Regions from separate parts of the Homo sapiens genome. Here region 1 is linked to region 2. The links are chromatin loops, found by intact Hi-C in ENCODE. Cell type or tissue: sigmoid colon. All regions are shown on one strand.

Region 1 (4,000 bases), 58 kb after region 2:
CCTTCAGATATGTAAGGGTGAGAATTGCAGCCTTTGGGGCATGGATATGAGGTGCCCAAGACAAAAACCTGGAGTTCGACCTGTCTGGCTATCTTTCACCCAACCTAGCTCAATCTGTCATTATATCTCCTAAATAACCTCTCTATTCACACCTTCACCCTTTAATTCAGATTGTCCTTCTTATTCAGATAATGGCAAGCATTGGGATTCTTGCCTTCAGGCTTCCCCTCTGTTTTGCCCATGCCTGTGATGTGACTGGCCATAGGCACTGTCCACTGCATCCTTCACAGTGCTATTAGGGTGATGCTACAAAAACACAATCTGATTTTATCACTTCTGTCTCAGGATGGGGTTTTCTGAGAAGCAGATTCCTAGATGGAAATTTGCATGCAGGAGGCTTATTGCTAAGGTTTACTGCACATCTATGAAGGAGTGAAATAAACAGGATTGGGCAGGGAGAGAAACTAGACTGCAATGAAGTCCCCACACAGGCCTGAGCTCATCAGCCATAACCTATCAGCCTGAAGCTGGGAAGGCTCTGCAGAGAGTTGTCCCAAATTGAAATGAGAGTAAGCCTTAACACTCTGCATAGATCAGTCATTGAATGGGAGCTGCCCTTGGAAGCATGACTTTGGGAGGAGGTGACCCTTTCAGCTGAGAACACTCCAGAGTGGGTTCAGCTTAGAACTGTCAGTCATCAACACTCTCAGGCTGGGCAGTGAACGAATCAGCCCCCGGAGTGGGTGGGTGGGATGAGACAGAGTAGCTTGGGGCAGGAGGAGAGGTGTGGGGAAAGGTGAGAGGTGGAGGTGAAACCTGGATAGCACGTTCCAAGTTAACCTCTCCAGTCCTTGCTCACTGTTGAGACATTGGGATCCCCCCCAACCCCCGACATTAAACAGAACTCTTCCTTCCACCATGCTCTATTAATATAATCACCAACAGATTGGTTATTTATTTTTGCTTATATTATGCATGAGGCCCTCTAGCAAGAACGTGAATTCCATGAGGTCACGGATCATGTTCTATTCATTTTTGGGTCCCCTCCACCGTCTATGGTAACTGGCAGGTACATCATAGGCATTGAAACGTTTGAGGAACAAATTACAAAACTATAAAACAAAAAAGTTTTATAAGAGACGTGCCCAAGACGCCTCAACTTCAGAATGGTGAAGCCAGGGATTCCAACTGGGTCTCCCTTCTCCAGAGTTGTAAGTGCACTAGGTTAGAATCAGCGGAAGAGTGGGAAATGGGAAGAACACGAAGCTGGAAATGGGAAACCTTAGTTCCAGCCTTGGTTTTCATCCTCCAACTGGCATGCTAACTTGCCCTCTCTGGGCTTCCTAGGTCTCTTATTCCTTATATTGGAGGTGTTGTTATGGATAATTTCAAAACAAATCTTTATCTAGCGCCTACTATGCGTTCACATAGTCTGTTCACGTGTATGTAATCCTTACAACCCCTCTGTGGTGTTATTAGTATCCTCGTTTTATAAACAATGTGGGAAAGAAAACAACAAAGCTAAGCCCAGCTAAACTAAAAAATAAAAAATAAAAAATACAGTTCAATGGTTTGTTTGAGGTCACATAGCAAAGGCTCAACTCAAACTCAGGTCTCCTGCTTGCCAGTCTGCGGTTCCTGCCATGGGGAAATTCTGTTATCTTTGAAGAAAATAATAAGTAAGGGAAGAGAGAGATGCCCTTTCACAACTGCAAAATTCTCTCCTCCCCAGTTTCCAGCTCCCATCATCAACAAAGAAAACCACGAAAACAAAAACAAATCCGGATTGCCTTTGTCCACAGTATAGAGGGCGGGGGCGGGGGCGGGGGCGAGGGCGAAGGCGAGGGCGTCGGCGGGGCTGCAGCCTCCACGCAGAGACCACTGATGGCTCCGCGCCGCTCAGTTGATCCCTTCCCACTGCACGGAGCGGGAGACTAAAGGCCCACTGCCCATGGCTGCGAAAACCTTCCTTCGGGAACGCGGAGCTAGTGCACGGGGGCATGTTCTTCCCCCGCAGCCCTGGCAAGCAGAGGCCGGCGGCCTGTGGCGCGGGGCAGTTGTGCTGGCTGCCGGGCGGGGCTGCTCTGGGTCTGGGTGCACGGAGAGGAGCGCGGAGTGAAGCGCACGGTGCACACTGCGGGGCGCTGCTTGTCACCTCCCTGCCCCTCCCTCTGCCCTCCCCCGCTGTCCGGAGCACAGTCCCGGGAGGGCGGATGTCCCCTGGGAAGATGCGCGAGGAGAGCGACTGGGAGGCAGCTAGCAGCACCTGCGTGTGGGCAACACGACCCGAGGCTGTCTCCATTGCCTGCGTGCTGAAAGCATAAAAGCTTTTTTTTTTCTTTTTTTGAGGAAGTAAATGTGTAAATTAAATTACTTTGGTGGGGGTTAGAAAACAGTTTTCCTCAGTGTCATGGTGACATCTTCCATCTGCCAGTTCACTTTTCATAAACCTGCTGATACATTTTCTACATCTCATTAAAAAGGTAACCCAAAAGAAAAGTAACGGGGGGAGAAGGAGATGAAAGGGAGAGAGAAAGGAAAGACAAAACGAAGAGAAAGTTAAAAAAAATAGACTAGGAAAGAGGGCCCACCAGGAACCAGGAGGAGCCCTGGGGATGGGGTCGGGACGAAAGCTGGCAAGAATTTCGGCTGAGTTCCTTTAACAAGTAGAAACGTGCGGGGTTGTGTGCGATTTTCCTGGAAAATCCTCACAACCCTATGAGATAAACATTATTCCCATTTCAGAGATGAGGAAAGTGAAGTCAGGACAGAGTTGCATCATCAATCTGATTTGAATACCAAGGGCAAGTTTTTTCCCACTACATCAGGGTATCCTGATCCGTTTTAAACTATTAGAATCACCGTTGTTGCATTATTTATTAGCCTTGACAGAGACTGAATAACCTCCCCCATCACAGAGTCTGCAAGGACAGAGGTGTGATCTAAACCTGGGCCTGGGAGCCCTGAGCTATCAAGCTAGACTGCTTCTCAGAGCCCTTCTCTTGTTAACCAGGGACTCTGAGGCAGGGTACCCAAACTGTCCTTTGACATCTGCAACTCTAAAAGAGTAATTGGAAATTGGGGAATAATAACACAACAGATAGAAGTTTTTGTTCCCATCAAATGAGACAGTGTATATGAAAGTACATAGCATAATACCAGTTATTTTCTTTCTGACATTCAATTCATTGAAAGTTTATTCAACATTACTTATTCAGTTTATTAGTAGTAGTAGTAGTAGTAAGCATGTTTAGGGCCCCTCCTGTGTTATTAGACATACCCTGTATGTGGATCTTGGTGAAGGCTGGGCTCCAATCCTGGTCTTGTGGAGAGTACTAGGCAAAGATTTAGGACAAATGGATTCCTATCTTGAATTCTTACATTAATTTGCTCTGTGATATTGGCATAGCCACATACCTTCCCAGACTTTGGTCTAAAATCAAGGAGTGCAAGGGTAGTCTCTAAGATCTCTTTCAGCAATGAAATGTGGGTCCATGTAACCTATATTTAAAGTTAGTTCCAACTGTTCAGTTCTATTATTTCTGTAATCCAGACAGGCCCTGTCAAGCAGCTGTGCATCTGCATACTCCCATAGGCTGGGTCTCTACCTCCTCCTCCTCCTCCTCCTCCTCCTCCTCCTCCTCCTCCTAACTCCTACTTCTCCATCGTCCTCAGCCCCAGCATTTTCTCCTGCTAGATGCCATCCTGCCTGTACCATCCAGGGTGCATCACCATGGCCCCCTCTGTTAAGGACTCTTTGTAAATCACCACTGAGCAAGGCACTTGTATTAGTTTTCTAGGGTAGAAGTAGCAAAATACCACAAACTGGGTGGGTTACAACAACAAACTTAATTCTCTCATAGAGAGGCCTGAAGTCTGAAATCAAAGTGTCAGCAGCACTGTTTCCTTCTGGAGGCTCTGAAGGAGAATCTGTTTTTTGTCTCTCTCCTCGCTTCTGGTGGTTGCCAGCAATCCTTGGCATTCTTTGACTTGCTGTATC
Region 2 (4,000 bases):
TAAGATCAGAGCAGAATTGAAGGAGATAGAGACATGAAAAAACCTTCAAAAAAATCAATGAATCCAGGAGCTGTGTTTTTGAAAAAATTAACAAAATAGATAGACCACTAGCTAGACTAATAAAGAAGAAAATAGAGGAGAATCAAATAGACACAATAAAAATGATAATGGGGATATCACCACGGATCCCACAGCAATAGAAACTACCATCAGAGAATACTATAACACCTCTACACAAATAAACCAGAAAATCTAGAAGAAATGGATAAATCCCTGGACACATACACCCTCCCAAGACTAAACCAGGAAGAAGTTGAATCCCTGAATAGACCAATAACAAGTTCTGAAATTGAGGCAGTAATTAATAGCCTACCACCCAAAAAATGCCCAGGACCAGATGGATTCACTGCTGAATTCTACCAGAGGTACAGAGGAGCTAATATCATTCCTTCTGAAACTATTCCAAACAATTGAAAAGGAGGGACTCCTCCGTAACTCATTTTATGATGCCAGCATCATCCTGATTCCAAAACCTGGCAGAGATACAACAAAAAAAGAAAACTTCAGGCCAAAATCCCTCATGAACATTGAAGCGAAAATCATCAATAAAATACTGGCAAACCAAATCCAGCAGCACATCAAAAAGCTTATCCACCACGATCAAGTCGGCTTCATCCCTGGGATGCAAGACTGATTCAACATATGCAAATCAATAAACATTATGTAATCATAATCACATAAACAGAATCAGTGACAAAAACTACATGATTATCTCAATAGATGCAGAAAAGGCCTTCGATAAAATTCAACATTCCTTCATGTTAACTCTCAATAAATTAGGTATTGATGGAATATATCTCAAAATAATAAGAGCTGTTTATGACAAACCCATAGCCAATATCATACTGAATGGACAAAAGCTGGAAACATTCCCTTTGAAAACTGGCACAAGACAAGGATGCTCTCTCTCACCACTCCTATTAATGATCTTTGTTCTGACTTCTGTTGAAAATGAGCAGTGAAGCAATGCATTTATTAATTAGCTTGATTAATATATATTGATCTGTACATATATATTAAAACATCATGTTGTATACCATAAATACATAAAATTTTTGTCAATTTAAAAAAATCTCATTGATTCCACTTCCAAAATACACCCTGTATCTTGTTACCTCTCAGTCATCTATCATCTACTGCCTGTAACAGCTAGACATCACTTGTGGGAAGAGCCATTGAATCCAGACTTCCAGAATTCTCCCAACCTTCACTTTTATTCCTCTGCAGTCTGTTCTCCAAGAAGAGCATGTCAGTCCTCCTCATAAAACCAGTGATTTGTATTGTCTTTATATAATACAGACTTTTTACCATGGCCAACAAGGCCCATGTGATCTGTCTTCTGCCTAACTCTCCAACTTCATCTCATACTGTTCTCTCCCTCCTTTAGTATATATTTTTGTCACTGAGTTGTGTGCTCTGAGCAGAGGCAAATCAGACACCTTCTGACTGGAGCCAATGTTCTTGTTTCCTTTGTTTGCTGTCTCTTCCCCATGTTCTCTGCATAACAGGCCTTTCAGTTCTCAACTCAGGTTGTCATTTCCTTAGAGATTGCTTCCATGATGTGTAGTTCATTCATAACACAGGTTACAATCTGTCTTGTTTATTTGCTTGTTTACTATTCATTTCCTCCAGTAGAAACCCCATGTTTCCCTCTCCTCTTATCTTTCCAGAAGTCCATCACACTACCTAGCCCATAAAAACCACATTTCACTGAAATCTAAGATGTGATCAATTGTAGGATGCAGTATTCGGTTATGCACCACCAAGAAAGTAAAAACACTGCAAATTAAACTATTGTGCAATACTAATTTCTTTTGATTATAAAAAACTTGGCTTTCGAGAAAATAAAATGTGCTTTTAAAATGCATTCTTGAATTGATGAAATACATATCTTGTTGAACACATGAAAAACTGTACTTCACTTAATCATAATTAGTTGTTTGCTAGTGATCTTTTGAGGAAAATTTTCTGAAAAAGATATGCATGTAGAGGCCAAGAGATTGCATAGGTGATGAGTAACACTATATTATGAAAAAGAGGATATTGTTAGTATGAAGAAGTATGAGTAATCGAAGGATTGTATGAGTAGCTGTTCCAAACTGCCAATTACTGGCTTGTCAACAATGATTCCAATTCTGTAGGTCTTGAGTGGGCCATGAAACTGGAATGCTCAACAGACACTTTAAGAGACTCATATCCATTGTTCCAGAAATAGATTCAGCCCTCTACAGGGGGAAGACAGAAAACAGAGATGTAAATTGCTAGAGCTGGTAGTGGGTAGGTATGGGAATATGCATCTGATTGCCTCTATGTGTTCAATAAAATATGAGGTCTTTGGTTCAGTGTAGTAGGATAGGGATTTTGGAGCCTTGAGAAAGAAGGGAAGGTAAAAAATAGTCAATGCAGAGAGTATGAAAGCAAGAGGAAGTAATATATTCTTCGGAAATTGAATAGATTTGCAGATTTGAGAAATACTGCAGTAGAAAAGAAGGTGTTTGATTGGATGTTGGATGGTATCCCGATGTGGTTGATTAACAAATACCCACTGCTGAAGGAGTATCAAGACAACCTGCCCTCTTTAGCTGCCTTGGATTGCTCTCGTCCCTAAACTGCATTCAGTTTCCATAACACCTGGCCTTTCCTGAGTGGCTGTGAAATTGCTGCTTCCATTGCTATCATTTACATAGTTAAAATAAAATAAACTCATAGGTGAAGAAGGCTGGATTCAAACACTGACCTCAGAGTAAAAAATTCAGGCTCTTAATCACAGAAATGTACTGCTTCCCAATAACAAGTGCCTCTCGAGGTGGCCCAAGTAAGCCCCTTTTCTGTGGACTTGAAAGAAACTATCTCTCACATTCTGAAAACTGCAGTTTTCTATTTAAATAGAAAAACATCCAGACTCCTAAGATGGCTTCATGCTCTGCCCTTGTGCTCTGGTCCTAGCTGGTTCATCTTTGCTTACAGCCTCATCTTTCCTTACTCACACTTTGTGGTCCAGTCTGCTGTTCATCTTTAAGAGCCGTCCCAAGGCTGTGATCTTTAAGTTCAGATGCATGTGCATTTGGGTGCTATACAAGTTGATCCAATTGGGGTATGCTAGTGCTGTGTTCTCTTTCCTCCAGGCCTTTGCCCAAGTTGTCTCTTTCATCTGCTTGAAACCCCTTCTCACTTTTGTTTGGCTAAATCCTGCTAGTCTTAAGCTCTCACTTGAATCCTCACTTCTTCCAAGAAACCTCTTCTGATCCCCCCAGGTCTGAGATTACTATACTTCTCCTGAAAACCTGTACTCACCATTTTGCATCCTGATTGCCTCTTTACTGACATGTTCCTGCAAAGCTTCAGTACCTAGCCCGTACCTGCCTCAGAATTGTGCTCCATAAATGCCTACAGAATATTAAAAGAGGAAACATTTAATCATTTTTTAATGTTTAAGTTATAAACTTCATTAAGCCAGGTTCTTAGTTGGTTACACAGGGGTTTTTATCTACACAAAAATCTCCTGAGAAGTTTTGTCTTGAGGCAGAACAAAATAATTGATTCTAAAACGTAATTTGAATTATAATAGCATCGTAACACTGTAACATGAATAATAAAATCTATTGGGACTGTGAGCAGACTCATCCAAAAAAATAGAAAAAAGTGTTTGGGCACATATTTTTAAATCCTCTCTGGGCCATGTTTTGTACAGTAGTAGCATAAAATTATGCAACAATTTATACTTTTAACAGGTCAATACTAATAAGGAGAATTATCCAAAGCCACCCTCTTTCATTTTGCTTTCAGCTTAGCTCATGTCCTTTTCTGGTATTCAATATGTCACCCCATGCATCCTTCAGCCTGCAACTTCTTAACTACCTTACCTCAAGTTTGTGCCAGATAAATAGCAATGTTAAAAGTTACTATGAATTTAGTTTTTTTTTTTAATTGCTTTTTGTAG

Evidence for each region. A loop is a pair of places that touch in the nucleus more often than their neighbours do. Peaks named below come from ENCODE experiments on the same cell type or tissue, not always from the same donor. Only the 100,000 strongest peaks of a DNase experiment are listed, where the experiment ranks them.
Region 1: it touches region 2 in a loop (2.7-fold over the local background); 10 of 110 quality-filtered maps call a loop at or near these places.

What each region holds. Positions count from the first base shown.
Region 1 is chr6:125,097,707-125,101,706 of GRCh38, forward strand. No RefSeq gene overlaps it. Among named protein-coding and RNA genes, the nearest start is that of TPD52L1, 54 kb to the right of the region's middle. In sigmoid colon, no CTCF peak of the experiment used is centred here; a DNase peak (open chromatin) is centred at 2,105; H3K4me3 peaks cover 1,102 bases.
Region 2 is chr6:125,040,085-125,044,084 of GRCh38, forward strand. The region is part of intron 1 of RNF217 (ring finger protein 217); the gene reads left to right. Among named protein-coding and RNA genes, the nearest start is that of RNF217-AS1, 79 kb to the left of the region's middle. In sigmoid colon, no CTCF peak of the experiment used is centred here; no DNase peak of the experiment used is centred here.